Linked DNA regions of Mus musculus: region 1 is linked to region 2. Evidence: chromatin loops called from intact Hi-C (ENCODE). Cell type or tissue: heart. All regions are shown on one strand. Links, peaks and the distances in the headings refer to the core of each region. The heading gives the core; the rest is flanking DNA. Region 1 holds the start of 4930590J08Rik (RIKEN cDNA 4930590J08 gene). Region 2 holds the start of Gm46967 (a long non-coding RNA gene).

Evidence for each region. Peaks named below come from ENCODE experiments on the same cell type or tissue, not always from the same donor. Only the 100,000 strongest peaks of a DNase experiment are listed, where the experiment ranks them.
Region 1: it touches region 2 in a loop (2.1-fold over the local background); 6 of 42 quality-filtered maps call a loop at or near these places.

What each region holds. Positions count from the first base shown.
Region 1 is chr6:91,893,532-91,908,980 of GRCm38, reverse strand. It overlaps Ccdc174 (coiled-coil domain containing 174), which reads right to left. Exons shown (of 11, transcript NM_172730.2): 9 at 13,635-13,767; 10 at 10,682-10,834; 11 at 9,133-9,689. The coding sequence ends at 9,394. 4930590J08Rik (RIKEN cDNA 4930590J08 gene) reads right to left here and starts at 4,748. Exons shown (of 20, transcript NM_198668.2): 1 at 4,625-4,748; 2 at 2,444-2,580. In heart, for the core only: a CTCF peak has its summit at 7,287 (motif pointing left); a DNase peak (open chromatin) is centred at 7,290.
Region 2 is chr6:92,143,070-92,158,518 of GRCm38, reverse strand. It overlaps Nr2c2 (nuclear receptor subfamily 2, group C, member 2), which reads right to left. Exons shown (of 15, transcript NM_001347342.1): 4 at 8,715-8,915; 5 at 6,102-6,204; 6 at 4,005-4,184; 7 at 1,800-1,947; 8 at 1,020-1,113; 9 at 56-189. Gm46967 (a long non-coding RNA gene) reads left to right here and starts at 1,109. Exons shown (of 3, transcript XR_001785326.1): 1 at 1,109-4,231; 2 at 5,114-5,239; 3 at 6,058-7,508. In heart, for the core only: CTCF peaks have their summits at 4,567 (motif pointing left) and 6,137; no DNase peak of the experiment used is centred there.

The sequences.
Region 1 (15,449 bases), core at 3,966-11,965, 250 kb after region 2:
GAGCTCTACTCTTCCCATCAAATGTGATTTCTGAGTAGCCATTTTAGGTCAACCCAGCTCTCCTCCTTGTCCACCTAATTTGATTCTACATTCACTTTCCCAGGATTGAGACACAAATCTTGCCCTTGAGAAACATGATGTCAAAAGTAATAATGAAATGAAACTGGCTTACAATAGGAGTCACACTACAAGACAAAAAAAAATGTGTAAAGGCCATGGATCTATATTAGTTATGTTTCTATTGCTGTGACAAAATGTCATGACCATGGCGACTTATGGAGGGAAGGGCTTCTATTTGGGTTTATGGTTCAGGAAGATAAGCATCACTGTCACAGTGAGACATGGGCAGCAGGAAAAGATGACGGCAGGAACGCTGAGAGTTCACCTTCCAAACTTCAGGCAGCATGCAGAGAGCAAACTGAAAAGGGGACAAGTCTTTAAGCTCCCCAATCCTGTCTCAATGGCATTCCTGAAGCCTCCCCACAACTGTGCCATAAACTAGGGGCCAAGTACTCAAATGCCTGAGAATACAGAGGGACATCTATTGTTCAAAGCTACCACATCCTACTCCCTAGCCCCTAGTCTAATGGCCTTTACATAATGCAAAACAATCAGCCCAACTTCTAACGTCCCTGTAGTCTCTCAGTCCCATCACTTTGTAAAAGTCCAAAGTTTTACTGAGACGCAGGGCAATCTTTTCTGTAACCTCCTATGAAATTAAAAAAAAATTATATATGTCCAAAATACAATGGCACAGACGTTCATTACTGTTCCAAATAGGATGACTGGGGACATAGTGAAAAAAATACTGGATCAAAGCAAGTCCAAAACTCAGCAGGGCAAACTCCAAATCCTGTGGCTCCAATGTTTGATCAGAGTTTAGATGGTTACCCAGTCCCATTCCCAGCTTTGGATGAACCCTGGCCCTCACTGAATCACACTTGCTATACTTTTTGTTTATTGTTACTTTCTAGAAGCAGAAAATTCTCCATGCCTTTTCTTTTCACAAGTTGGAAGTTTAGCTAGATGAGTTCTCTCCCTACTACTGCTGCTACTGATCAGACCTCTCTTTAATCTCCCTACCTCTTTCAGCACAAGACTTGTCTGCAACATTAAGCTTCCTGGGATTCTTTTTCTTCTCAACCCTTATTTTATATTTCTTTCTGCCTCCCTTGCTCTTCTTCACTGCCTATGATTACTATCAACTATGCAACAGAGTCTGTCTTAAAATCTACTCTGCCCCTGAAGAAATTAGTCCATTGCCTGCAAACTCAGTCTCACGAAGGCTCTTAGAAAGGCAGCCACATTTTTTGCCCAAATATCACACTAATGCTCTCCAGTACACTTGCTAATATGGCTCCCCTCTGAAACCTCGTATGTTGGGCCTCCACGATCCATGCAGCTCTCAGCACTACTGTCTTCCAAGTTCCAACTAGGATGGCCAGTTAAACTCTGCTTAAAGTGTTCAACTGCTTTTCTAGTCTAAAACTTTACAATTTTCCACATTCCTCAAAACAAACAAACCAGCATGGTCAGGTCTGTCACTGCAATAACCAACTCCTGGTATTTGTTACTTTTCTATTGCTGTGATAAAATTCCATGACCAAGGTAATGTATGGAGGAAAGAATTTATTTGGGTGTAAGGAGAAAGAGAGAGAGAGAGAGAGAGAGAGAGAGAGAGAGAGAGAGAGAGATGCATGATCATCTCAGTAGGGAAGCATGCCAGCAGACAGGCATGGCAACAGGAGTGGCTTCCGGCCTGAATTTCAGTTTTCAAGCTGCAAGCAAAGAGAAAATTCAAAATGGTGCAAGTCTTTAAGCTCTCAAAACCTGCCTCAGTGACATACCTCTCTAGCAAGGGTATACGTAAGCATGCATGTGCATGTGTACAAACATACAAAAGCACACAGATACACACAGTGTACAAACTGGGGGCCAAGTATTTCAATTCCAGAGAATACAAAGGGACATCTATCATTCAAACCACCAATAACACCAAAGAAAAACATCAACAGGAGGCAGACAGGAGGGTGTTCCTGAAGCTAAGAAGTTACCAAGCAGATAGGAGGGGAAATAAACAGATGATGGAATAACAAAGCCCTCTAGGAATAGTGTGGCACGGTGGGCACAGAGAGCCTGGGGAAGCCACAGATGAAACAGGACCATGCCTGCTTAACCAATGCTTGTAGCTGCTATATATGCAAACATTTCATGCAGCACTGACGTGGACACATGATGACAGATAGCGTCCTCAGCACTGGACCCTTCGGGTCATAAGTGGAAATGTACCATCATTTGGTGACATCACAGTTGTCACAGCCATGGCAGCATAGTGCAGCATATTGCTCCTATTTTTGTGATTCTGGTACGAACACACCCACTAGAAAACACGTATGAGAAGAGGTAAATTTTGGCTGAGATTTAAAAGGACATATATACTTGCCTGTAGTGGTACTGAGCCACGAACAAAGTTGGGTAAAAGTGCCGAGTACTCAAAACCAAAAGGAAAGCAGGCTTCCCAGGTCATCTGGCCATGCTTCCCTAGTTTCTGGTTCTCTCTGGCTTGGGTCAGAAACACTCCTATAAGGATTTAATATGTAGAAGGTAGTTTGTGTAACTGCCCTGTGTGTAAGCATGGCTTCTGATAATGGAACAGATGGCCTCATCCCTGCTGTCCCTGAGCTGCTTGGCATATAAGGTAGTATTATCTAAAGAGATGCTAGAGAGTTCTCCAGCAGGCAGGAAAACAGGCCACACAGAGAAGTGCATCTTAGCACACATGATGAGGGCCAGTAGGCATCCTGCTCCACCCTGTCATGCCAAGGCTCAACAGGAAACCCTGGCAATGCAAGCTTGGGGTAACAACCCTTCTAAATACCTGGCCCCTCTACAGGGACATGCATTGCAGTGTTAACAGGCCCCACGGAGATGAATTTCCTGAAAGGATCAATTAAGAATGAATGTCTTTCCATGTCAGCGAGTGATGCTACTTCTCAAAGTGATACTCAAGGGGACATTTCAAAGGCAGGGGGAAGGTGGCAGTGTGAGAAAACAATCTAAATTGATCTAAAAGGTGCCCTGGCTGATCCTTTCCTACCATGTCTGAATGCTGACCAGTGCTTCTGTTTCTGTTATTTTGTTATTTTGATGAACTACTAGGCAGCAACTAAAAATAACTGAGCAGCTCAGTTTTAGAAACTTTAAATGAAAGCAAACCAGCTACATGTAATGTAGTGTAAATGGTACATTACACACTGCACTGACCAGCACTCCCTGGAAATTTAAACTAGCATCCAAGAAGCCAAATGTCCTGCACAACTCTCAGAATACCTGTAACCTAGGAGACCAGGTGGGGAGCAGGGCCAGGTCTTTTCTCTCTTTTTTTTTTTTTTCAATTTTTTATTAGATATTTTCTTCATTTACATTTCAAATGCTATCCTGAAAGTTCCCTATACTCTCCCCCGCCCTGCTGCCCTACCCACCCACTCCCACTTCTTGGCCCTGGCGTTCCCCTGTACTGGGGCATATAAAGTTTGCAAGACCTAGGGGCCTCTCTTCCCATTGATGGCCAACTAGGCCATCTTCTGCTACATATGCAGCTAGAGACACAAGCTCCGGGGTACTGGTTAGTTCATATTGTTGTTCCACCCATAGGGTTGCAGATCCCTTCAGCTCCTTGGGTAATTTCTCTAGCTCCTCCATTGGGGGCCCTGTGCTCCATCCAATAGCTGACTGTGAGCATCCACTTCTGTATTTGCCAGGCACTGGCATAGCCTCACACGAGACACAAAGCCTCAAGCCACAGTGACTGTTGAAGGGTGGACAGAGTGAAGCAAGCAGGGAAGGAAAGGGTGGACAGCATGTTCCAGCTCAAAGAAACTTAATGCTGATAGTGTGTGTACAAGACACAGAAGAGGACAAAGCATGGCCTGGGAAAATGCTTGAAACCAGTCACGACAACAGAAGGTGGGCTTTGGGAGCTGGGGAAACATGGCAGTTAGAAATGGATTTAAATGAAAAAGAAGGAAGGAAGGAGGGAGGGAGGGAGGGAGAAAATAAGGAAAGAAGAAAGAAAGGGGGATGGAAGGAGGAAGAAAAGGAAAGAAGGGGAGGGTAAAAAAGAGGGAGTGTTTAAACTGAGAGTGGAAAGGAAATGAGCCTCTGACTGTTATGTGTGGACACCCATTTTTTGTATACACGTGTGCTACCTGGATATCAGGAACCACTGCAGAGCACCAAGGCTCTGCTAGAGGTTAGGGTTTATTTTATTTTTTATTTTATTTTTGAGAGCACATATCACCGTGTAGCCCTGGCTGAACTGGAACTCACTCTGTAGACCTCAGAGATCTGCTGAGATTAAAGGCATGCACTGTCAACCTGAGCAATGGGCATGGGTTCGGATGAAAACATGGCTTCACCTGAACAGCTGACTTTCCAGTTTCCTAAACATTACTATCAACCCCAGGGCCACACTGAGCCCTCGCCAGTACACGTGAATGACTCACTCTTCAAACACAAAATCACATACCAATATCCTCCATAAGTCACACGAGTCCTCACAGCCACATGAGTCTCTTCTCACCATTTTCAAGCCAACAAATCATTTTCAGTTATTATCACTCACCTTGGCTATGTAGCATTTTATGTGAACAGTCTGGCATATAACTGACTCAGCTTGCCTTACTGGTTCAAAAGGAAACTTGAGCCACATATGGTGTGGCTATCCTGTTGTGTTAACTGTAAAGACCAGTACCCACCCCTGTTCCGGATTCTAAATTCCACTGCCTCATCTGTATGTCACAACCAGACCAGCTGAAGAGCAACCCAGGGGAATTAGCCACGCCTCTGGCAAATGTATAGCTAAGTGCAGCAGGCACCTCATGTATATGGATTCAAATGCTCTCCTTTGGGCATTCTACAGGCCAGCAGAATGATTCAGTACACCAATTCAAAGGAACTGCGCCAAAACACACAAGGCCCAGAGGAGAGGTTACAGTGAAAACAAGGAACTCAGAGCAGTCTTCTCAATGGTTTGCTCTGCTCTCCAGACATGCAGAGAAGACATGAGAACATTCTCCTGTAGGCTTAACCACTTCCAATTCAGACACGGTCATAAGTCTTGGATGTGCACCTGGGAGAAACTGGCTTGCCAGTCTTTGGTCATTAATGGGAAGACAAAGTACAGGGACCGCAAAGCCAGCAAATGGTTATTTGGAGCAGTCCTGCACACAAGTTAGCACAACAAAAGGATTCAACTTCAATTTCCCTGATGTAAATTTAACACTTGGTGGGAAAGGGGGCAGGCAGCTGAGCAAAGTGCTTGAGAGACCTAGCAACCTAAACTTGAACCTGGAGCTAACCCATGTAAAGGTGGAACAGGAAAACCAACCCTACCAAGTTGTCCTCTGACCCCATACAGAGATACACACAGTAACAAAATTTTGAGCTTAAAAGCTGAAACTGGAGCTGTAGCTCAATGACAGCACATGACAAACATGTGCAAGGCAAACCTGACACCTCAAAACACACACCACCAAAAATTCTTAAATTTAAAACTTCACTCAATTCAACTATCAGAAAATTTATATGTTTGGGACAACCTGGATATGAGTTTAGTACTTTTCAACTGCTTTATGACACCTAAATACAGATAAAAGTGTATCTGGTGGAAAATGAGTATGCAAGCTCGGCTACACTGCGGGCTACAGTGCACTCTGGAATTTAGTATGAAAACAATAGGGAAGTGTGGCTTAGCAGTTGTTAGTGTTTGGTCCTCTTGCAGAGGACTCTGTCCGTAACACCCACAGAGCAGCTCTACTTGTAACTCCAGCTCCAGGAGATGGCACCCTCTTCTGCCCTCTGAGGGCATCAAATACACACGTGGTACACATATACATGCAGGCTTTCACACATAATACAAAACCAAAAGCAGGTGTGATGGTACACACCATTATTCCCAGCATTTGGGAGGCAAAGCAGTCTGATCTCTGAGTTTGTTGCCAGCCTGGTTTACATAGCAAGTTTCAATACAGCCAGGGATTATACATATACAGAACCCCTGACTATCTATGTATGTATGTATGTACGTATGTACGTATGTATGTATGTATGTATCTATCTATCTATCTATCTAAGCTTTTTAAAAAAGAAACAAAGTACCTCTTGATGTTTTCTGTATCCTGAATGTATACTAAGATGTTCTGAATATATTAAGTTCAATAAAAAAATTAATTTCTTTTTTTTTTTTCAAGACAGGATTTCTGTGTGTAGCCCTGGCTGTCCTGGAACTCACTCTGTAGACCAGGCTGGCCTTGAACTCATAAATTTGTCTGCCTCTGCTTCCCAAGTGCTGGGATTAAAGGCATGTGCCACCATAATTTCATTTTTAAGATATGGTTCTAACAAAGTTAAAAATGGCCTGGAAATGTAGTTCAGTTGGTAGAATGCTTACCTAATATGCAAATATAGCCCTGGGTTAAATACCCAGCAAGACATAAACCAGGTGAGGTGGCCCACACCTGTAATCCTAACACTCTAGGGACAGAGGTACACACAAGAGGATCAGAAATTCAATACTGACACTCAGCCTCCTGTGGCTCTCCATCCATCCACATTGTGCTCAGGTGCTGAGAACAAGTGACTGCTGAGTGCATATCCCTCAACAATTAGGAACACCAGAAAAGGGAACAGAGTGCCAAGCTGGAAGGCAGAGGACTGAGAAATGCAATCTTCAGGGCAGAGCATAGCCATTGCACAGACACAGCACACCCAGTCTTGACAGTAGCTACAACTGCCTGCACAGGGCCTACAAAAGTGACTATCACGGAGCAATCACTGAATGGGAAGGGGATCAAGGGGCCCTATCTCTCCTTGCTGAACAATTGGTTGGGATGGATTCTGATGGTAAGGCAGTCATTGTCTAGGTCCCAATAGACAGATCACAGATAGTCTCAGATAAAATCAGTGGATCACAACACAACAAAATGAAAAGATGGAAAAAAAGGACTTGTGTGGAAGAGAGGAAGTTGACAGGGTGGAAGGAGATCTGAGGAGGGCAGAAAGTGAGGGGAAACAATACACTGTGCACATACATGTACGAAAATTGTCAAAGAATAAACTAAAAAATGTTCAATCTCTGCTACATACGAAGTTTGAGCTACACGAAACTGTCTTCCCCCAAAAAGGAAAAAAACAAAATGAAAGCGACACATTGATTGCATCCCTAGGAAGCCAATAGTCTTGGTGCATGGCTCTGAACTCTGAGGACTCTGCTGCCATCTGCTGGACATCCTGGCACAAAGCTGGTCCATGAAAAGTAAGTTTCTGAAGCTGACTTCAAGATAAATCTGAGGGACTGTATATAGACCTTTTAACTGGTGTCATAAAGAGGAGACTAGAAAGAAACTTAGTCTTCAAAACCCCAGAGGAAAATGACCTACAGGTACTAGTTGAGGTGAAGAGTAACTGCGCTTGACTGCTGCTGCTCCCAAAGGGCTGTGGTGGCCAGGTCCTCCCATGCCTGCTGGCTCCATTCAAGGCCCATTGCTGCCTGGCTGTCACTCCTGCCTTCTCTCATCCCACCACATTCTCTTCTTGATACTCTGCCTCATAAAAGCACTTTATCTCCAGCGATCAAACTATTTTCCTTTTATTCTGCCTGCAGCTTGCTATGTAGTCCAGGCTGGCCTTGAACCCACCTCTGCTCCCATGTCTGTCTCTTTTCTGCTTTTGCTTACAGTTGTGACATGTCTAATAATTCTATTTCCTTCTTTCTCCTCTAAACTATTTCCTTATTTTAGCTGAATTTATAGTTTTGGCCCTTATCTTTAGTCCTCCAACTTTTTTCTGGCTATTCTGGGTCCCTAGCATTTCCATATGAATTTTAGGATACATGTGTCATTTCTGGAAAAAAAATTAAGGGTAGCTGAGTTTTGATGTATTTAAAGGAGGTATTTGCCTGATGAGACTAACAGGACTGCATTATGTCTAGCTTCTGCTTTTGTTGTGGAGTTCAGAGGTAATTTTGGGATTTGTCCAAACTTTGTTAATACTGGGGCAAAAGACTGGCAGCAGAAGATACTAGGAAAAGCTTAAGCCTGGAAATTAGACATAAGTCTTGTTCCAATACAATGCCACATGACTTCGAGGAAGAACAGGGCATTTCCACTCATGTGAGCAGAGACAAAGCATCAAGGAAACCCCAAAGAGGTGGGTCTTCCTTTGCTACACTGTTCTCAGAGGGTTGGTGGTCAACTCCTGACTGCCTGTCTGCAGCTGCATAGGTGAATGCTCCGAACACCCCTACTGAGTGACGTCCTTTAGATTCCTGTGCACCAAACGTCCCTGCTAAATAAGAATATAGGCAGGGACCTACCTGCTCAGCACCATGGGGTCCAAGTCTGACCTACTCAGAGAGTCAAGAAGACTAAAGTAATGGAGAGCATCAGAAGGCACAGAGGCAGGAGGACAAGTCAAAGCTCTAACTGGCAAAACTAAGGAACACTGGTTTCTAAACAGCTCAGCAGCCTTTGCAAATGCCCAAATAGTTCAGCCCAACTCCAGATATCTGCAGAGGACAGACATAGGCAACTGAGTAACAGGGAACAGATCAACTACCAACTTCTACCTCTGAACTGTAGGTGCTCTTCCCCAACCTTAGAGCTTCAGATGTGACTACCTAGTGTCCCAGCAGCTTCCTTTTCCCACGCAGCCCTCTATAATAGGCCCTCATTTGCCTGTTGGACAAATCCTCCTCATGTTGCTCCATCACCTGTCAGGGAAGCTGAACCTGTGGAGTAGACACCTGCATGCTAACACACTTCTGAAAAGAAAAGAATGGAGCCCTAAAAGCGAAGTCATGAGAGGGTGTGTTTGTAAAGAAGGGTTAAAAGCCCCTCAGAGGGGTATGGAGAGATGAATCCATAGTTAAGAGCACTGGCTACTCTTCTTGTGGAGGACCAAAGTTCCGTTCCCAGCACCCACATAGTAGCTTACAATTATACATAACTCCAGGCCCAGGGTATCCTACACCACCTTCTGACCTCCTTGGCACCAGGCACACGTGGTACACATATATACAAGAAGGTAAGATGTTCACATACATAAAATAATCTAAAAAAGAAACAAGTTCCTCAGTATTTCTCAGATTAGCATTTATAATTTACACACCTGGAACCCCAAATGAGTCACAGCTGGGTCAGCATGGAGAGAAGATAGTCCCCCTATACCAAGCGGTAAGAAAATGAACAACCTAAGAGTCAATGAGCTCTCACTCCTCCCTGTCAACTAATGTGGCCTCAAGCCTGTGCTCCCTGGGAAAGTACAGGAAGAAAGAAGTAAAACTCAGTCCTGACTGACTTCTATGAGACAAATACAACCAGCATGCTTTACAGGTCATGTGACTTGTTTATAATAAGATATCATATCATCTAGTGTTTGGAAAGTGACTGTGGGCGCTTGTGGTGAGCTTTCAGAGGCAGGAGTGGATGTGTGTGAAGAGCTGGGTTCCTGGCTCTGGCCAGAGGAATGTCCCAAGTCACTTGGTGCTGATCCTGGTCTGCTCTGTGGCTGGCTACTCATAGGAGCAGTTCTCTTTTGACCCACAAAGTAATTTGAAGGTGGGGCAAACTCAGGATCTCGCTCAGCTCGGAGTTCTGACTGCTTCTTCGACCAGAATCCAAAGGAAAAGTCTATGAAAATAGAAAGGGTATTATTAAAAACAATTATGAATCAGTCAAATTTATTGAATACTTTTCAGTTCTTATATGCATTTTAAAAGCCACGACAGATTATCTAAGAACAAGGATAGCAACACAAAACCCAGCTAAGAAATGGAGTAGCCTACGACAAGGAAAGATTAGATAATGGCTCTACGGAGAGGCTGACAGGCTCTGGACCACACTGCCAAAAGGGCACTACAACTACAGAGAAATGAAACAGTCAAGTATATGCTGACGTTGGCATGATTAGGTGTTTCACATCAAAGCAGTCTCTCATTTGTTGTGTTCTGGAAGACACAGAAGGGGCTCATCCAATATGAGCAGAGGCTCTATACATTTCTCATCAACTCCAACAGCAGGAGCTAACATTCCACTGAAGTAGTTTTGAACGAGGCATAACACAGTCTGCTGCCGCAAAGACTGTGGTGGGCACTTTGGTGAAAACTTAGAAATGTGCATGTACAATGGAAGCTCAGGTAAACTTTCAACCGAATATAGAGGATTGCTAAAGACAGAATTCCTCAGACACCGGCCTCTCTCATACCTTAAAAGCAGTTCCTGGAGAGTAACATTCTAAGCTGAAAAACCACACCTAAAAGTATGGATCTAAACTTCCCATGCACTTTTTAGAAAATTATTCTGTGGACAAAATACCTTTGTAGATGCTGGTCTTTTGATCACATTTTGCCATTCTCCTGTTTATAAATAACTACTGTTCAATATGGAGAAGAAACAGGTTCAGAGACCTGGAGACTTAAGCCTCAGGAGCACTGAGAGTGACTGTGGGGCTGAAGGTGGAGCCCAGCAGTAGAGCTCTTGCCTAGTGTGTATAAGGCCCTAGAGTCCATCTCTGCACCATAAAAAAATAAAAATGAAATCTCACCAGAATCACACTTTTACTTAAAACCAAAACCCCCTTCACAAGGGCCCCTCAAGAAGCTGACAGCTAAAAGCCCACCTACCTTTCCCTCGGTCCCACTCTCGGATGTGTGGCACCCCAGGCTTGGTGTCCCTCCTCTCCTGAATGATGACCTCCACCTTGCTGTTCTGGGCCACAGGAGCTGGGGCAGGTACAGGCTTTGGCTCTGAGGGCTCAGGAACAACTCCATCTGCTTCTGTAAGGAAACAAGACCTTGTCACCATGGTTTAAAAACATAACATCCTAATTTTGAAGTAAAACTAATCACTAGTGCTAACGGGAACAGCAAGCGAGCCTCAGACAGCAGAGAAGCAGTTTGGTAACAGTTCTTTCTCTATGTCAGTGAGTGGGTGTGAATGCCAGAGCACACGTAGAGCTCAGAGAACAGCGCAGTGCAGTTGATTACCCTATATGTGGGTTTCTAGGGTCAGATTCAGAAAGCCAGGTTTGTACTCTTGAGCTATCTTGACAATGCTTCAGCAATTTCTATACAACAGATCGCCTAAGTCCCTAAACAATTCTAACAATTTTATTGTTATTTTATCAACAAGAAAAAATTTAGCTGATCAATGGTAAACATGTATAAAGTATCAAGAAAACTCAACACTCAAGTTGAAGTTGAACAGATGTCAATCTCTGTGTTCCCAAGGAGCAACTGAAAAACCCTAAATCCTCAAATTATCCAACTAAAATAGCAAGAGTAACAAGCAAGCAGCATGCTGGAGAAGTGAAATCACCTGTTTCATTTTGGCCCTAGTTTTAAAATCTTAATGAAAATTGATTTTCAAGAAATGTGGGAAAATTTCACTTCACATCTTCTAGGACAAATGTTCAAGAGGCAGAACAAAACCAGACACCATGCAGAACTCAACAAGAAACAGCCTTTATCTGAAACTAAACACGGAATTTTCAATTCCTAAGCTTTTCTGGTGTCTTGTCAGTGTTACATGAGGCCTTGCTCAGAGGCTAGAAAAGGACGAGAAGATTCTAGCCAGTCCTAAACTGGAGCTCTTATTGTTAGAATGTCCCCAAGTTTCAATCTCATCTCCCAGGAGAAGCCACTTTTCAGCTTCCTCTACTGCTAATACAGCCTGTGGGCCTGAGCTCTGGCCAGTGCGATGCAAACACTGGGCCACAACTTCCCACTCACATCCTGAAAAGGAAAGCTGGATCCTCTTCCTCTCTCCCTGCTTCCCTGACCTGGTCCTGGGCTGGATCAGGAACAGGTGCCAGAGAGCAAACTTGGAGCAACATAGAGGAAAGCGACACTAGAGAGCAGCAGAAACAGCAAGATGAGAGGAAACCTGGGACCGGATGACCTAGATACTCTTGCACTTTTCAATGTTAAAACAGACAGGCAGGCTAGTATACTGGAGCCACTTAGGGAAGGGCTAAAGTTAGCAATTTGGCTTCTACTCCATAACGCAGACTAAGCCTGTCTGATCACAGCATCTCACAGCTGTCTCCCAGGGAAAGTGTGTTCCATCTTGTTTCTAGAGCTCAGTTCTTCAGTTTGAATTTCTGTCTCCAGCTGCTTTACCTTAATATCCAAGTTGGTAAGAACATTTTACAAAGAAAAGTACATTACAACAAAAAAATAACTATAAGCAAAAAAACTGAAGTCAGACCTAGAGAGATGTCTCAGCAATTAAGAGCATTGGTTGCACTTCCAGAGGACCCAAGGATTGATTTCCAGCACCCTCATAGTGGTTAGCAACGTTCTGTGACTTGAGTTCCTAGGGATCTGATGTCTTCTTCTAGCCTCTGCAGGCATGGGGCACCAACACAGAACAAAGACATGCACTGCAGGCATGGGACACCAACATAGAACAAAGACATGCACACAGGCAAAACACACACACACACACACACACACACACACACACACTTAGATAGAATTTTAAACATTAAAAAAGCTGAAGCTGCTGGGCGGTGGTGGCGCATGCCATTAATCCCAGCACTCGGGAGGCAGAGGCAGGCAGATTTCTGAGTTTGAGGCCAGCCTGGTCTACAGAGTGAGTTCCAGGACATCCAGGGCTACACAGAGAAACCCTGTCTTGAAAAAAAAACAAAACAAAACAAAACAAAACAAAAACAAAAACAAAAAAAAACAAAACCCAAAAACCAAAACAAAAAAACAAACCCAACAACAACAACAACAAAAAGCTGAAGTTGAAAAGACTAGAAAAAAATGATTTTAAATGTTTTTTACCATAGAAATGATAAATGCGTGAGGCAGACATCCACCTTGATTTAGATCACCTAATACACACAGTTACCAAAACATCACATGGCACTCCCCCAAATATGTAGTTTCTATGTTTTTATGTATATATTGTTAAATTTTAAAATTTGGGCTGGAGAGACGGCTCAGCAGTTAAGAGCGCTGACTGCTCTTCCAGAGGTCTTGAGTTCAAATACCAGCAACCACATGGTGGCTCACAACCATCTGTAATGAGATCTGACTCCCTCTTCTGGGGTGTCTGAAGACAGCTACAGTGTACTTACATATTATAAATAAATAAATCTTTAAAAAAATTAAAAATTTATGTCATATCTATACAGAGCTAAACTTTTCTTTTAAATAGTTTACTCAACTGTCCTTATAAAAGGCAACTCAATGTATTATTTGTTAATATCCTTGTCTATTGTCTAAAAACATGAGAGTGTCATTCTGAAACATTCCAGCTATAAAAATTGCTCCTGGACCATGAGATGGCTCAGTGGGTAAGAGTGCCTGCTGAGCAAACCTGATGGCCTGAATCTGAACCAGGGAGATCACAGAGAAAGCAAAAAGCACACTACTGAAAACTGTCCTCTAACTTCCACACCTGTGCTATGGCACATGCACACCTACACTCACTCACACATCACATACAATAATAAACAGACAGAAATATCTAAGAGTAAAGCTAAGTCGCTGATTGCAGCCCTATGAGTGAGACACTGTAGACATAACCCTCCCTTTGAAGTCAGAAATCTGAGCCGTGCTGTACCTCTGCCTTCTTCTTCAGTTCCATCCTCTTTTGATTTTTTCATCTTCTTTTGTCGAAGCTTTGCCAGTCTTGCTTCTAACATAGCTTTTCTCTTTTCCTTTATGTTTTCTCGTTTTATTCTCTGATCTGTTGTCTGGATAGAACAAAAAGTTAGAAAATTATTCACCTGAAATCAAATGCATAACATTTGTTTAAAAAGATGAAATAATTCACTTTTTTAAAAAAAGTGCTAATTAAGACAGGCAATGGTGGCGCACGCCTTTAATCCCAGCACTGGGGAGGCTGAGTCAGGTGGATCTCTGTGAGTTTGGGGTCAGCCTGGTCTACAGAGCGAGTTTCAGGACAGCCAGGGAAATACAAAGAAATCCTGTCTTGAAAAACCAAAAACAGGGAGAAAAAAGTGCTAATTCATTTTCATATCACCTCTAAGCAGCTCTCCCAAAGACTCTGAAAATGGTGCCCTATAAAGCAGACCGTCACAGCCTCTGATGCTTAGGAAGCTAAAAGAGAACTCACAGAGCACAGTAGAAGCCTCCACATAGAAGCAAGCTGTTCAGTTCTCTTTTACTCCTAGGTCCCTTAGAACAACCTCCCAGTTCCTAACCTAGGTCATCAAAATTACCATGTTTGAAACTAGATTTAAAACAGCAAGGCTGGAGGCTGGAAAGATTAAGAACACTTGCTGCTCTTGCTGAGGACCCAGATTCAGTTTGCTAGCATCCACATAGTGGCTTAAAACCATTCATAATTCCAGTTCCAAGGAATCCCGTGTCCTCTCTGGTCTCTGCAGGAACTACACATGCATATGGTACACATACAGAGATGAAGGCAGAACTTGCACAAACCTAGTACTAATGGTAATAATAAAACTGCAGGTCTAGTAGTGGTTCAGTGGGTAAAGATGCTTGCGGCAGTGATGTAAGCCTGGCATCAATACAGAGATGGAAGGAGAGATCAACTCCATAAAGTTGTCCTCTGACCACTACACATGCCATGACACACATGCCCACACATACACAATATACACACATATACTACTAATAAAAACAAAATGTAGCAAAGCACAGACTACTTCCAAAACATTTATAATTTTAGAGTTTGGAAATCCACAATAATTTGGTAACTACCTTTAAGACCAATAATGACATTCTGAATATCAATTTTCATTTTATTTACTACATGTTTTATTCTTCTCTCAGACAATACATCCCAACTGCAATGTCCCCTCCTTCTGCTCCTTCCAGCCCTGTCCCCCACCTCCCCTCTCCTATAGATTCACTCCTCCTCCATTCCCCTTCAGAAAAGGACAGGCCTCCCAGGGATATGAACCAAACATGGCATAATAAGTTATAGTAAGACTAGGCACAAATCCTTAGGGCTGGATGAAGGCAACCCAGGGAGAGGAATAGGGTCCCAAAAGCAGGCTAAAGAATGAGTAATACACCAATCCCACCAAGCTAACAACCATTGTATGTATGTATGTATGTATGTATGTATGTATGTATGTATGTATGTGTGTGTGTGTGTGTGTGTATGTATGTATGTATGTATGTATGTATGTATACATGTAAGCAGAGGACAAAGCACAGCCCCAAGAAGGCTCAGTAATTGCCACTTCAGTCTCTGTGAGCCTCAATGAGCCCTGCTTAGGCTGATTCTGAGGGCTGTGTTCTTCTGGTGTCCTTGATCCCTTTTCTGTGGGGGGGTCCCCAAGCTCCAATTTGGACTCTCTCTCCACCCAAGGCTTAGCTATGTGTCTCTGGATTTACTACATTTTTAAAAGCATGGCCTATCAATTAAAAAAATTATTCAAAC
Region 2 (15,449 bases), core at 2,349-10,348:
GCATCTATCCTTACAACACAGTGCCAGGAATGTAGAGTATCAGAGGGGCTCATACCGAGTAATCTCACTTGCAGACTGGTCCTCTGGCTGCATTTCTGAAGCATCACCGTTGTTCAAAGATTCACTCAGGTTGGCCAAAGAGGTCACTACATTTGCCAGTGTACCTAGAGCTCCTTGGCTTGTTTCAGCCTATTAAAAAAATAATAGTAATATAGTAACACTAAAAAATGAGCATACACAGGAGAATGACTTAAGGGCAATGAAATGAAGAAGGTATCATGTTTATCTAAGGCCAGCTTCTAGGTGTGAATGGAGTCATGCTAGGAAGATCTTTTTGTATATCAACTGGATCAGAATGGATCAGGCTTTTGTGTTTTTGTATTTTGGTTACAGCCACATACACAGATCCACATATGTGATGCAATAACATTGTGATAAAATGACAGAACAGATAAAGTAGCACACCACTCCACCCAGCCCCAGTAGCAAAGTTTAAGCACAGAACTGATTAATAAATTACGGTAGAACCACAACATACTGTGCAGATGGCACAATGGGAGATGACCTCTTGGACCAACAGACATCTCAGTCTATAAGTTCGTTATTTATGGCTCATTTGTTAGCCTATTACAAATTATCTAATGGGAAAGAACTGGAGCTTTTACAAAAGGCTGCTTTAGAAAAAATAGCTACCTTCCCAGCATAATGGGAGCCTGCCAATATGTAGAATAAGGGGATTACATTAATAGGGAACAGAACCATAGAATGTCTACAAAGATGCCATGTGAAGAACCATTGAATGTCCACAAAGCTGCCATGTGATAGTGACTATTGCCATTCAGCCCTGAGTGGAGTATCTGAAAACCACAAGCATCTTTAGAACAAGTCCTAGGATGACTATTATCATGAGAAATTAATGTAGCTACAGGAGGCTATGCTTTCAGCATCATGTCTGATGGCCAAGAGAGCAGGTATAGTTGGAAAAGCAGCCTGCACTGCAACACAGGAGAGAGTGTTACCTTGGAATCCGCGGCCAGGAGAACTGTACCATCCTCACGTATCAAAGGCTGTTGGATGTTCACAAGCATCCCTGGATCAAGAAGACCTGTTTGTCTATTTAAGACACAAAGAAACCCAGAGTAGTATCTAACATTTTCTGCACATTATGTTCATGCTACATTCAGTTGGCTTCCATATATGCCAGGCAGTCTACAAGAGAAAAGCTGTAACATTCAGCCCAGGGTGAGTGGCCACTTGTCTGCTCTCGCTCATGAGCTCGTTACAAAGCTAGGCATCAGGCTGAGGGAGCACAGAACACAGATGCCTAACCCTAGGCCTTCTATACTAACTGTGGCCATTCTTCCCAAAGTTTAACTGATACTCAAAGAATTGTCCAGAGACCCTCAACTCCAGCTTTTGTGTAATACATTTTGGATTTCTGGCTCCTTATTTCAGTTCTCTTTAAAACCAGTTCAACACAGTGTGTTAAAAAGAATGAACAAGTTAGTTTGTGGCATCTGGTATTTTCTTCTATATTGTAAAAAAAAAAAAAAAAAAAAAAAAAAAGGCCTTTATTTTGAGCTATAGACAGCTAATGAATAAAGTCTAACCCTTAGGATCAGTTGTGTCCTGAAGTGACTCTCAGCAACCTTAAGTGGATCAAAAGACAGAATGAGACATGCCAGAGCTATGGGAAGCAGGTGAGAGCCACGTGTGTGCCCTTTCCAGGAATATCTGTGCTTCTTCAGGCCAGTGTGGAGGCTGAACACAGTACTACTTTGTGGGAACAGGAGACTGACCTTGCTCCATCTTTGTCTGCCACAAATGTGGGAGTGGCTATCAGAGGACTTCTCAGGTCTTTCCGGATATAGATCTTCTCAGTGGAAGCAGCACAATTGCTTGGTTTCTCCCGTTGCACATCAAAGGGCTTCCGTTCACTCTGTACAGCTTAAATGACAACATATTCACATTTAGAGAAAAAGAATCAAATGAATAAACACTGTAACATGCTGAAGTTGTTTCTTAGCAAATCTGTAACTCTGGCATTTGGTCACCATGGGCTTTCCAATCAATGCAAAGAGTCAAAATCAACAACCCCAAAGCAAAGGCATACAAAGGCTCAAGATGGCAGGTGATGCTTGCTCAGAAACTGCCACTCTGATGTGACCTAAGGAGGCCAATATATTCTACTGTTTGGGTTTTTTTTTTGTTTTGTTTTGTTTTGTTTTTAAACTTCTGTCACTAACCAGCTGGGCTCAGCCCAGGATAAGAAATGTCAATCTTCAAGTGGATCCTTCATATAGATTATACCATGCCACAAATTGCTAGAGTCCAACTTCATTCAGTCTGAAGAGCTTCAGCAAACTGGAGGCTGTTAGCTACATACAGCAATTTCTTTCCCAGCAACCAAGCTTAAGCATGGGCATATAGGGGCTGGAGAAAGCTCAGAAGTTAAGAATATATTACTCTTAAAGGGGACCAGAGTTCAGTTCCCAGCACTCACTTTAGACAGCTTACAACTGCCTGCAACTACAGCACTAGGGAGATCTAAGGCCCTTGATAGGTGCATACATTCATATGTACACAGTATACATAGACACATACACATACATAATTAAAACTAAAATAAAATTTTAAATGATATATGTTTGTCACAAGCAACTGAAGAAAATCTAGATCTTGGGGGGGTGGGGTGTACAGTTTATGTATATACAGAGGCCAGAGATCAACATTGAGGATTTTCTATTACTGTTTTTCTCCTTTGTTTTGATTTAGGGTCTTTCAGTGATCATGGAGATCACTGATTGGCTAGGTTGGCATGGCCAGCAAGCTCTGCTGATCTACCTGTCTTCACCCCTAGTGCTACAACTACACACATTAGTAACACCACCCAGCTCTTACACAGGTGCCTGAAATCTGAATTCACATCTTCATGCTAATACAGTAGACACTTTACACATCGAGCCATCTCCCCAGCCCACAAACTGTTCTTGTTTTGTTTTGTTTTTCGAGACAGGGTTTCTCTGTGTATCCCTGGCTGTCCTGGAACTCACTCTGTAGACCAGGCTGTTCTCGAGCTCAGAAATCCGCCTGCCTCTGCCTCCCGAGTTCTGCACAAACTGTTCTTAAAAGCAAGAGACCAAGCCTTGGGTCCAGATGCCTTACTACTAAGTTGAAATGCAGTTGGACTGTGAGTTTGCAACTATGCTTGTGATTGACCAAGTTTAGTCCCATCACTGCTTACAACTAAGGACAACCTGTAAGTATGACAGTGCAGACCTACCCTAAGCTAGACATGTATATATTATACTGACTGTGGTTGTACAGGTTGCAAGCATACTTCTTGTTCCCCAGTGAATTTTGTATTGTCCTAGTCCTAGAATAGGAAACAATAATGAAATCCACTGGCTCTAGTCTTCCTAGGAGCCATGAGGCACTATTAGCCTGTTGTAGGCCTGACTCTGTTCCTTTCCATCCTTACTGTACACTTAAGCACAGCTTGCTCACAGTGACTTTTCTGTGTTGCCTATTTTGGGACCTGGTTCTTAAGATTTCACCGTTAGAAACTGATTCAATGAATGGTCCTTGTGAATGAAAGACTAGTTTCAGAATACTACTGAGAGGAGGGTTTCAACCCTTTTGTGGCTGCTTCCACTTGGATGGGTCACAGACGAGGCCCAGGGATTGAGAAAGGAACTGTTTCTGGTAACTCTTTAGCCTTGGTCTCAGCTTTACTCTGAAGCTGTCGTTACCTAATCTCCATTCCTCCTGTCCTGTTTTCTGATTGATTGGGAAAGGGACTTTCGTATATACCATGTATACTGTCAAAACCCAGTAGTGTCAGCTCTGGACTACCTGGCTGCCCAGAATTTAGGTAAAGCACAATGAAGCTTTTCTGAGTATTTCCACCACCCCCTCCCCTACTTCCCACCCCCTTTAAAGTCAAAGGTAAACCACACCTATTTAGCAGGCATTTACTAGCTTGATGGGGCCCTGCTACTCACACTCCATTTTCATGCCCATCTCCAGGCACTTCTTCAGCCGGCAGAACTGGCAGCGGTTACGGTGGTGCTTGTTGATGATGCAGTCTTGGCTGCTCCGACAGCTGTAGGTCAGATTCTTCCTCACGCTCCTTTTGAAGAAACCTTTGCAACCTTCACAACTGACAGCCCCATAGTGCCGGCCTGAAGGGAAGTGAATGAGCACATGATTTGGCTCCTCATGAGCAGAGGTGAACTGTCCCAGCCCTGTTCTCACTGGGTGCACTGTCAGGTGCTGTCACCACAGGGGTTAATGACAGCCCAACACTATGTCTACCTCATATGTCCATATCTCTACAGAAACCTTGTAAGGTCATGATGGAAACCCAAAGCTCATATATGATGTGACTGCTCTTGGCACACAACCATCCCAACACACAGAGCAGTTCAGGCAACTCTCCTCCAGTCTGCATACTTGGCTATAGAAGCAGCTTGGTGTCTACTCTTACTGCCAGACTAAACAGTCTATCATTCCTATATTCTTGCTTACTTTCTGAGTCAAAGTCCTTGTCTCTAAGCACCCCCTTGAGGCCCTTCCAGGAACATGGCTACAAATCACAGCTCATTTCTCTGCTCACTTACTCGGTCTTTATTTAGCTAATGACCTCAGCTCATCCTTCTTAGCTGATAAAGTGCTACTGTATATCATAACCTTATACTTTCTGGACTTCTCTTGCTTCCAGAACCCAAGCCTACACAGCTCAACTGTTAGGAAACTTCACAGCATCACTGTTCACACTGACTAGAGATTAATTTGGAGGATCTCATTTTCCTTTGAAGCACTATGGTACTGAATTGACCCCATGTCAATACTGCCTTGACCTTTTTTTGTAATGTCTCCTTAAATTTGCTATCTGGGTGACTTCTAAGAGCTGGAAACAGTGGCACTATAAGGCTATGTGATGAGGCCTTTCCTTGAAGCTCAGAAGAACCCTGAGCAACAAGGAAACCAGGCAGTTTTTGGCTGTTTCTGTCCCTACTTCATGTATTCGAACATCTGCAGTGTGTCTCCTTGTTTAGCAGACATAGATTTTGCTCAAACACTCCAATGAGAAAGTCCATTTCGATTATAGGAAAATGTACAAGATGTCTGGACAGCCTGGAGAAACACAATCAGAACCAGTGACAGCGCTGTCTACCTGCTTCCAGGGGAAGATGGGCCTTTAAGTGGTAGGATGGACTGGCTTTACCAAGACAAGGTAGGATCAGAAGCAGGTACCAATGGCAGAGAAATGGTAAAACCAGCTTAAAGGAAAAAAAAAAAAAAAAACAAAGCTTCTGAAGATGCTTCCTTCTGAAGCATCCTCCTAGATTTGGTCAAACCCCTTTTTCAAAAGGACAAAATGAAATCCAGGACAACAAACCCTCCAGACTTCCTGTGAGTGGAAAAAAGCTGCTTCAGAACTCAGGTCTATGCCCCAGATCCCTGAGCTGAGCTTCTTCATTCCCACTGCCTGCCTTACTGCTTTGCTTACCTTCTATGGCTCCCCAGTGCTAGCAAGCCTCCTGTCTCCATCAGAGCACTAACTGCGGAAGCCTTTGGGCTCTCCTTGAAGGACACCAGAAACACAGATTTAAATAACTCACCAGAGGCCTTGGGTCTCCACTAAGAGTACACACACACACACACACACACACACACACTCACACACAGAGAGAGAGAGAGAGAGAGAGGCATGCATGCACGTCTGCGTACACTTTTCCAAGGGGCACAGCATGGTTCCTACTCCATCATAGAAGCTTATCACACAGGGTTTAGTAAAAGGATAAAAAGAAAAGTGAGACAATTTGGATCGGGGGAATTATATACATAACACACCTTGGGTGATATAAACAAGATGAGAAAAATTTTTTTACTTAATAGCATATAAACAATTGGAAACAAATCTCAGAGTTTCTTGACTTTTCCTATCAATTTGAATAATCTGACAACTACTTTGCTTATTATGTGAGGTTCATGTTTGAAACCTACATAAAATGTTCTTTCTCAACTAACCACTTTCCTACCCTATAAAAGGTCATGTTGCTCCTTGATACGTGCCAGAAGCCGGAGTCACATACCAGAGGCTTTGTCGCCACAGACCACACAGTACTCCACCACCTGGGGCCGCTGGACGTCTGCCTTCCCCAGCAAACGCTCCACAGAAGCAGAATCCGTGACGATCTAAGATGTTGGCAAACAAACAGTGCCAATTAAAAGCTAGATAACTAAGTAAAGTAACATCTAGTTGTGCATCCCCCTGTCTTAGGCATCTAAACTAAAAGAACTCTAGGTAGAACTAGGATTACTTTAACCAACAGCTTCTTCATTCAACAGCCAGGTAATTCTGCTTCCCCACTGGCCTGCACATGTCAATGATTACTCTATCCTGTGACTATCACCAAAACTGGAGGCCACATAGGGATCACATATAGATTCTCTAAGGTAAAGAATAGGTAAGGTTCTTCAGCTATGTTTCTCATCCCATCGAACAACATGGAAATATACAACCTGGCATGTTTGTCACACCCAGACTTTCCTGATTGGACTGTTTGTTGAAGCACCTGGTAATGGAGAGATGAACTAGTACAGCTGACAACAGAAGCCTGCTATTTCCTCTCACTTGTAGGTAACTCTCTAGATTACAAACAGTGCTATCCATCTAGGAGAAAACAACTGATATCAAGCTAAGAAATTTTAAAGAATGGTTATTTTTAAAATGTACTTAATTTGAGCACACAATAGACCTTCAAACGAATCTCACACGATTGGGCCGTATACAGAAATCAGGTAAAAACCACCTGTGAAATGACAACATCAGAAGCCAGTCTTTCACAAACCTGTGCTTTTTAACAAAATGGATAGTTGAACATCAAAAGATCAGAACACACTTTAGGAGAAGGAGAATAAGATAGATAATGCTGGTTAGCTGTACTGCTAGCTCTCTCAGAGAACTTTCTGAAAGCAGAACACACTGGCTGTCTAAGTCTAGCTCATCAAGGGAAAAAGGAGGTTCTGAAGTTTCTCTCTATAGTAGAAAGAATGCTCCACACATCAGTAATAGCCAAACAGTGGGACTAACCAGGTATCAACCAATAGATGAAAGGATAAAAACAAGGGCTGGCGGATGGGTCAGTCAGTAAAGACCTTGCTGTGTAAGCACAAGGCCAGTAAGACCTTGGATCACCAGGCTTACTGGTCAGGCAGGCAGCCTCTCCAAATTAGTTTTGAGAGACATATCAAAAAATAAGATGTAGAGCCAGCAAAAAGTCTCAGTGGGAAGAGGCACCCGCTGCTAACCCTGACAATCTGAGTTCAATCCCATGAACCCACATGCGAGGAGCCAACTCTTGTAAGATGCCCCCTGGCCTCCACACATATGCTGTACCATGTATGCATTCATATGTAAAATACAAAATATAAATTTGCCATATATGTAATATAAAATGTCATAAATATATAAATGCATCAAAAATATTTTAAACAGATATAGAGTCTGAAGAGATGTCTTTGAAGTTAAGAGTTCATAATGTTCTTGTGGAAGACTCAAATTCAGTTCTCAGCACTCAAATTTGGGGAGTTCACAACTGCTTACAACTCTAACTCTAGGTGACTGAACACCTCTCAAGTTTCTACAAGCATCTAAACTTACTAAAAATATGCACTTGAACACACAAACACTCCCATGGGCTGGGAGTGGGTGAGGTGCGAGCAGGAAATTGAGCAGGGCTTGAGGGAAAGGGAATAGAACACTGACTTCTCCCATCTTTTCACCGTGGCTTATGTGTGAGAGCCCAAATAGGTACAGTGTTTCAGTTTGGGAAGATGAAAAGATTTACAGATGGGGCTACAATAATGATTAAGATGGTAAATTTTACATTATGGACAATTCACAAATTAAAAAACAAAAATCAAGCCAGATATGGTGGCATATACCTTTAATCCCAGCATTCGGGAGGCAGAAACAGGCAGATCTCTGTGACTTCGAGGCCAACATGGTCTACATAATGAGTTCCAAGACAGGCAGGGCTATATAAAGACCCTGTCTCAAAAATAAGTCAAAAAAAATTTAACATAGACTATGTCAAAACATACTTGTTCCTGACTACTCTGAGGCGCTGGCATAGAGCCTCCAACCTTACAATTGGCCCTGCTTTCCCCTCAGCATCTTTATTTATTTGTTTGTTTATTTGTTTATTGTGGCTGCCCTTATTGATTGAATGTGGCTGCTCCCAATCCCATCTTGCTCATCTTGCTCCTCCCTCTCAGAATAGAAATAGGTAAGACAGAGCAGGAGACAGAAGTACAGAATAGTTTCTGGAAAATATGTCATATCAAAATGAAGAACTGGACCTAGGTTGGCCACCTACATGAGACTGAGGTAAGAGTGGTCAGCTCCAGAGGGTGCCTTAAAGATATCTGAGGCTAATGGTTTCCACCATGCGGCCCTTTAAGAACAATTCTCCAGTGGCCTCATAACCTTGCCTATGCCAGTGTCTTTTCCTTGGATTAGCTTTTATCCCTTCTTACTGTTCCTGCTTGTCTTCTGGGTGTGGCCGTTCAATTTACTGGTTTTTAATTTAGCTAAGGCAGCAATCCCACCATGCTTGTAAATTCCCAAAGGCAAGGCAAAACTGAGCTGAGAAGTGGTTCAGTACCTCGTCTGGAAACAACCACCTGTCAATGGGCCTTACCTGGATCCTGCCAGGGACAAGGTTGTCCGAGGTGGTGAATATGAGCTGCTTGGCACTGGATGTTTCCGGAGAAGCCAGGATCACCTTCCCAGTTCCAGCTCCATCTGGGCTGGTTAGGATGAACTGCTGTTTAGAGGATCCAGAGGCATCCACTGCGGTGACTATCTGGATCTTTTGTCCTGTCTGCTGGTCTGTTACAATCTACAAGATATAACATAGAAGCCCCTTTGCTTGGTGTGTCTTTAGACCTGTTTAGACCTGTCTGCACTTGCAGACAGTGCTTAGGAGGTGATCACTAGAATGGATGCTGGTCTAAGATATACTGCACCAGTTGTGATGGCTAATCTCTACTGTCAACTTGACGGGATTTAGAAGCACTAAGGAAACACATCTAGCTGCCTATGTGAGTCTTTCCAGAAAAATTGGACAATGCAGGGAAGACCCACCCTGAATGCAAGTGGTGCCATTCCATGAAATGGAACTCTGGACTGAATAGAATAAAAGGGAGAAAATGAGCTAAGCACCAGCAATCAATCTGTTCTGCTTCTGGACTGGATGCAATATGGCCTTCTGTTTCTGCTGCCATAATTACTTTGACTGGTATCTTATCAAAACAATAAGTAAGATAAATATATAGTGAGCTTTTCAGAAATTATTTTTTTCAAAAATTACTTTTATTCTAGGATCCTTTCTTTAGTATTTTTAGAATTAAAAGGCCCTTTTTGAAGATAATCATAAAAATAGATAGGCTTAGACATTTTTTAAGAGGGGGTGGAGTGGATACTGGTGGGACATGCCTTTAATCCTAGCACTTGGGAGGGGGAGTTGGGCGATCCTGAGTTCAAGGCCAGCCTGGTCTATAAAGCTAGTTCCAGAATAGCCAGGGCTAAATACAGAAACCCTGTCTCAAACAAAACAAAACAAAACAATAAAAAGCACCCCATCCTCTCAATAGTCAAAAAAGACAGCATTAACTCTTCAAAAATCTGGAGATGGTTGCTTTAAAGAAGTGATAGTTTTTTAGGGAAGGTCCTGTAAGGAGTCTGTCTTGGGTGGCTGAATTCACTTGGCTCTCCATTGTGATTCTTCACCAACCCACTCCATTTTCTGAGTCTGAGATCTCTTTGAGGCTACATCTAACTTTACTGTTGTGTGGTCAGGCCAAAAGAGGCCTAGCACTTGGAGAGAAGATATTAAGACTGTGGAATGTAGTGACACAGCAGAAGGCCTGACCCCAATTCCTTGAAAACTGAAAGTCTTTTCTTCCTTGAACTCATAATTCTTTTCCCTCAGACTCTGAAGGGCTGGGACTACAGGTGTGCAACACCACATTGGGCTTTTATGTGCATATCATTTATTCTATGAGGAACACTAAGAAAACACAGAGCATGACCTTGAGCTTGGTGTGTTCGCAAGTCACATTATCCTTGACTAGCGTCCACAAAAGACCATGAAACAACAGAAGCAAGCTTTGAAATAGGTACAAGCACGCAGGGAGGCTAAGAAGAGGTTTTCTTAGACCCCGCAGCACCTCAATTTTATTCATATGTCTGGCCGGAAACTATTAAGTGGCAACACTTGAGGAAGCTTATCCTGCAGTCTTAGGAAGCTTATAGTAAGAGGCAAGCCCAGATTTCCCTACCTGAACAAATGTCCATGCTCTCTGCTCACCAGTAAGAGACAACTCGAGTGGGGAGGACAGAGGAGAGATCCAGTTCTCTGTGACTTTCTACCCATTCAAAGCTGATGGACACATTACACATTAGTAAAAGAGATGAGCACAACTCATATTATATGTTTTTCTGCATACTTATTCCAGGGAATAAGGTGAAAGAAAGAAAAATGGGTAGAAAACTGCTTTTTTTGTTGTTGTTTTGTTTTGTTTTTCGAGATGGTGTTTCTCTGTGTAGCCCTGGCTGTCCTGGAACTCACTTTGTAGACCAGGCTGGCCTCGAACTCAGAAATCCGCCTGTCTCTGCCTCCCAAGTGCTGGGATTAAAGAAACTGCCATTTTAAATACAGTATAGTGGAACTAAACTAATAAGGTGAGGTGATACAACACCACAGACTACAATGTTACTAAAGTGCACTTAAAATGTTTTTCTTTTTTTGTAATGTATATTTCACTAACAATTATATATCATTTGTAGGTGGTCTTAAAGTATTGAAATGTAAAATGCAAACACTAGAGCAACAACTGAAAGCACATAAATATCTATCATAATCAAGAAGAGGAACTTCAGGCAATTAACACAGAAATTACATGAAAGGGTGATAATAATCTTAAATTATTGATAATCACATAAGTGTGAATTTTTTCATACGCCAGTAAAAATACAGCAATTATTATAACATATTTCATATATATGAAACAATGTTAAGATGAAAAGACAAAAGATGTACCTTGTACATAAAAATAAAAAGCAAAACAGAAAAACAGTAACAAAAAGATGGAGTAACTACATTAATTTCAAACAAAATAAACTTCAAAACAAGGAAACAATTGGGCCCTACGAGAAAGGTATTACATAATGAGAATTGATTCTCAAAGAAAGGTGTAGTAATCCAAATTCATGTGCCCAAAACCAAGAAGCAAAATATATAAGGAATCTGGGGTTAGCATGTGCAAAACCCTAGGTTACAGCATTAGGATCAAAACCCTAAACCAGTCAAGCAAATAAAACAAGGCAAAACCAGATAGAACTAGAGGAAGGAACAAAGAACTCCATAGCTATGTTGGAGAGGTCAATGCCTTCCTGTAAGCACTAGCAAGCAGGCATCAAAGCTAGTAAGGAACAGCAGGCTAAGTAGTATGATCAGCTTGATATAAACGGCATTTATATGATATTCCCTCTACCACCCACAATACCTCAATTCTCAAAACTGCTCAGGATAGTCACTAACAGAAACTACATTCTGGCTCTTATAATGCATTGTAAAAGTTTGCAGAGTAGAAAGCATATGAAGTATGTTCTCAAACTCAGTGAGACTGAAACAGAAATCCTAACAATATACTTTTGAATAAAACATAGGCTGAAGACAAAGTCATAAGAGCGATCTTACCTTAGGCTAAGTGGGGCTTACAGCAGAAGTCTTGGCTAGTTATTTGGCACCTAAAGCCATCTACTCAGCTAGAGCTAATACAAAAAGCTAGAGTAAACACTCCAAGGTCTAATTCTGCAGAATCCCAACATTTTCCATTAGGGAAATGAAGTACCATAGGAAACTACCACCAGAGCCTTGATTAAACCAGTATTATTCCCCACTTTACAGATGGTTTCCATACCTCTTCCTAAATACATAGTAATCTTTCCTATAAGGCAGATACTCAGCTGAAGGACCATGGATACTTCAGTAGTTATTCCTTACCATATAATACTTTGTAACAAATTTAAATAATTTTAACAAAATTAGGTATCATTTTCAAAAGATCTGTTGGTTGAAAATTAAGGGGAGTAAATACAGGGAAGGATGAGGAAAACTACTTTTTTGTTCATAAAATGTGAAAATTACACAAAAACAATAGTTTATTATGTACATTTACATAAATATAAAAGCTACACAGCACCGACGTATCATTTAGCAAACTGACAGTTAAAAGTACAACATAATATTAAATATGGAGAAACAGATGCTTCCAGGATAGATTGGTGAAAACATCAATCAGTAAGCCTCCTTTAGGAACAGTGTGACAAAATGGAATATCAACTAATTGCGCAATAGAAATAGTGGCATCTATTTTGCACTGTGTATGCCAGTTGGCTTTCTAACAACTTAACTCAAACCTAGACTTATCTAGGAAGATGAAAATCTTTTTTTTCCCTGTGTTCACAGTGTCTTTATTATTTTGTATCCTGAATTACACAACTCCATTTATTAAACTCATGAGATCTGATTAAGCCCTCGAAAATCTGTGCTTGCTCATTTGTCTTAGGGTTTTCCTGCTGTGAACAGACACCATGACCAAGGCAAGTCTTATAAAAAAACAACATTTACTTGGGGCTGGCTTACAGGTTCAGAGGTTCAGTCCATTATCATCAGTGTCACCGCGCAGGCAGAGCTGAGAGTTCTGTCTTCATCCAAAGGCTGCCAGTGGAAGACTGACTTCCAGGCAACTGGGGTGAGAGTCTTAAGTCCACACCCACAGTGACACACCTACTCCAACCAGGTCACACCTTTCCAACAAGGCTACACCTTCAAATGATGCCACTCCCTGGTCCAAGAATATACAAACCATCACATTCCACTCACTGGCCCTCATAGACTTGTTCAAAAACATGAGTCTATGGAGGCCATACTTAAACATAGCATAATGCAAATGCATTCCAACTTTCAAAGTCCTCATAGTCTATAGCAGTCTCAACATTGTTAAAAGTCCAAAGTTCAAGGGCTCTTCTGAGATTCATCCAACCAATTAACTGTAATCTTCAAAGCAAGGCAGGAAACCAGCTGGGCAAACTCCAAACTCTGCATCTCCATGGCTGATGTCAAAGCAGTCTTCAGATCTCCACTCCTTTTTCATGTTTATTGACTGCAACAAACTGCTTTCTCCTGGGCTAGTTCCACTCCCTGTTAGCAGCTTTCCTCAGCATGTATCTCATGGCTCTGGCATCTTTAACATCCTTGAGTCTCCAAGGTAATTTCAATGTTACAGCTTCTTGTTTCAGTGTCTGAGATTCCACTTGATATTTTGGACTCTTCCTAAGGGCTGGCATCACTTCTCCAGCTCTGCCCTCTGTTGCACTCTAAGCTCAGGTTGATCCACTCCACTATGGCTGCTGATCTTGGTGATCATCCCATGGTACTGATCTCTAATACACTGGGGTGTTCCACTCCAACTAGGCTTCACCAATAGCCTCTCATAGGCTCTCTTCATGGTGCCAAGCATCAAATCCTTTGCCTGACCCCTTCAGTCCAGGGCCATCAACTACAGCTGAGGCTACACCTTCACCAATGGCCTTCCATGACCTCTCACAGTGCAAAGCCTCAACTGTTCTTCATAACACCTTCATGCCTTCAAAACCAGTACCACCTAGGTGACTCTTAGACATTACCAAGTCCAGCTGCAGCATGAGGTACACCCTTGGCTATCTCTGGAACACAGCTTCTTTGTGCTCCCAGAAAACAACCCCCAGTTTCAACTCAGTGATGCTGTTCTCTTCTTAATCATTGCTAATGTCTTAGCTCCAGCTAACCAGCATCAATTGTCCCAGTAGTTCCTTCCATTCTTAACTCTAGAGCCAGAGCCACATGGCTGAAGCTGTCGAGTTCTGCTGCTTACAGGATCTAGAACATGATCCCCTTGTCCTATTACATTATCACTGGCTTTATGTTTTCTAAATCCTTCACTGACTAAGCTTGGCTATCCTGGTTCTTGCTCAGTAGATTGACCTTGAATGCAGAGATCAGCATGCCTGTCTCATGGGATTAAAGGTGTGTGCCACCATGCCTGGATCTAAATTCAGCTGGGTAGGACTCTTGCCCCAAGGTCCCACTCCCTTAATCTGTTATTTCCTAGAACACAGGATTTTGCTCCATTTCACTTCCTGGTATGCCTTTAATACTCAAACCATATATAATCCAAGTCTCCTCACCTTAGCCTCAGACAGACTTTTCAGACAAGGGCAAAAAGTAGCCACATTCTTCACCAAAATACCACAAAACAGTCTTTATGCCACATACTGAAATTCTTCTCCTTTGAAATCTCTTGGGCCAGGTCAACACAGTTCAAATTACTCCCAGCAACAAAGTCTTCCATATTCCTACTAGGATGACCCATTAAGCCCCATTTAAAGCATTCCACTGAGTTCCAAATCCAAAGTTCAAAAATACACATTCTTTCAAATAAAAGCATGGCCAGGCCTATCAGCAATACCCCAGTCCCTGGTACCAACTTCTGTCTTAGTTAGGGTTTTACTGCTGTGAACAGACACCATGACCAAGGCAAGTCTTATAAAAAACAACATTTAATTGGGGCTGGCTTACAGGTTCAGAGGTTCAGTCCATTACCATCAAGGTGGGAGCATGGCAGTAAAAAGGCAGGCATGGCACAGGCAGAGCTGAGAGTTCTATGTCTTCATCCAAAGGCTGCTAGTGGAAGACTCAAAGATGAAAATCTTAATTGAGAAAATGTCTCTATAAGATTGGCTTGTAGACAAGCCTATGGTATCTTTTCTTGATTAGTGATGTGAAAGGGTCTAGCCACCTCTGGGTAGGTGGTCTTGGCTGTCAGGAAAGCAGGTTGAACAAGGTCATGGGAAGCAAGCCAGTGAGGAGTGTTCCTCCTTGATCTTTGCCTGTGGTGGGTTTGAATATGCTTGGTCCGTGGGAGTGGCACTATTAGGAGGTGTGGCCTTGTTGGAGGAAGTGTGTCACTGTGTAGGCGGGCTTAGAGAAGATCAACATCATGTCTATCCTCTCTCTGCCCCTTGGTCTTTTTTTTTTTTAATTTTTAATTTTTTAAGTATAGTTTGATATTGTCTTAGTTAGGGTTCTTTTATAGTGATAGAACACACCATGACCAAAAGCAACTTGGGAAGGAAATGGCTTATACTTTCATGACAGTCCATCAATCATCAAAGGAAGTCAGTGTCTTAGGATTTTATTATTGTAAAGAGACACCATGACCAGATGGCTCAGACAGTGAAGTGCTTCCGGTGTAAGCATGGGGACCTGAGGTCAGATCCCCAATACCTATGTAAAAGCTGGGCAAAGAATACCTATAACCACGACACC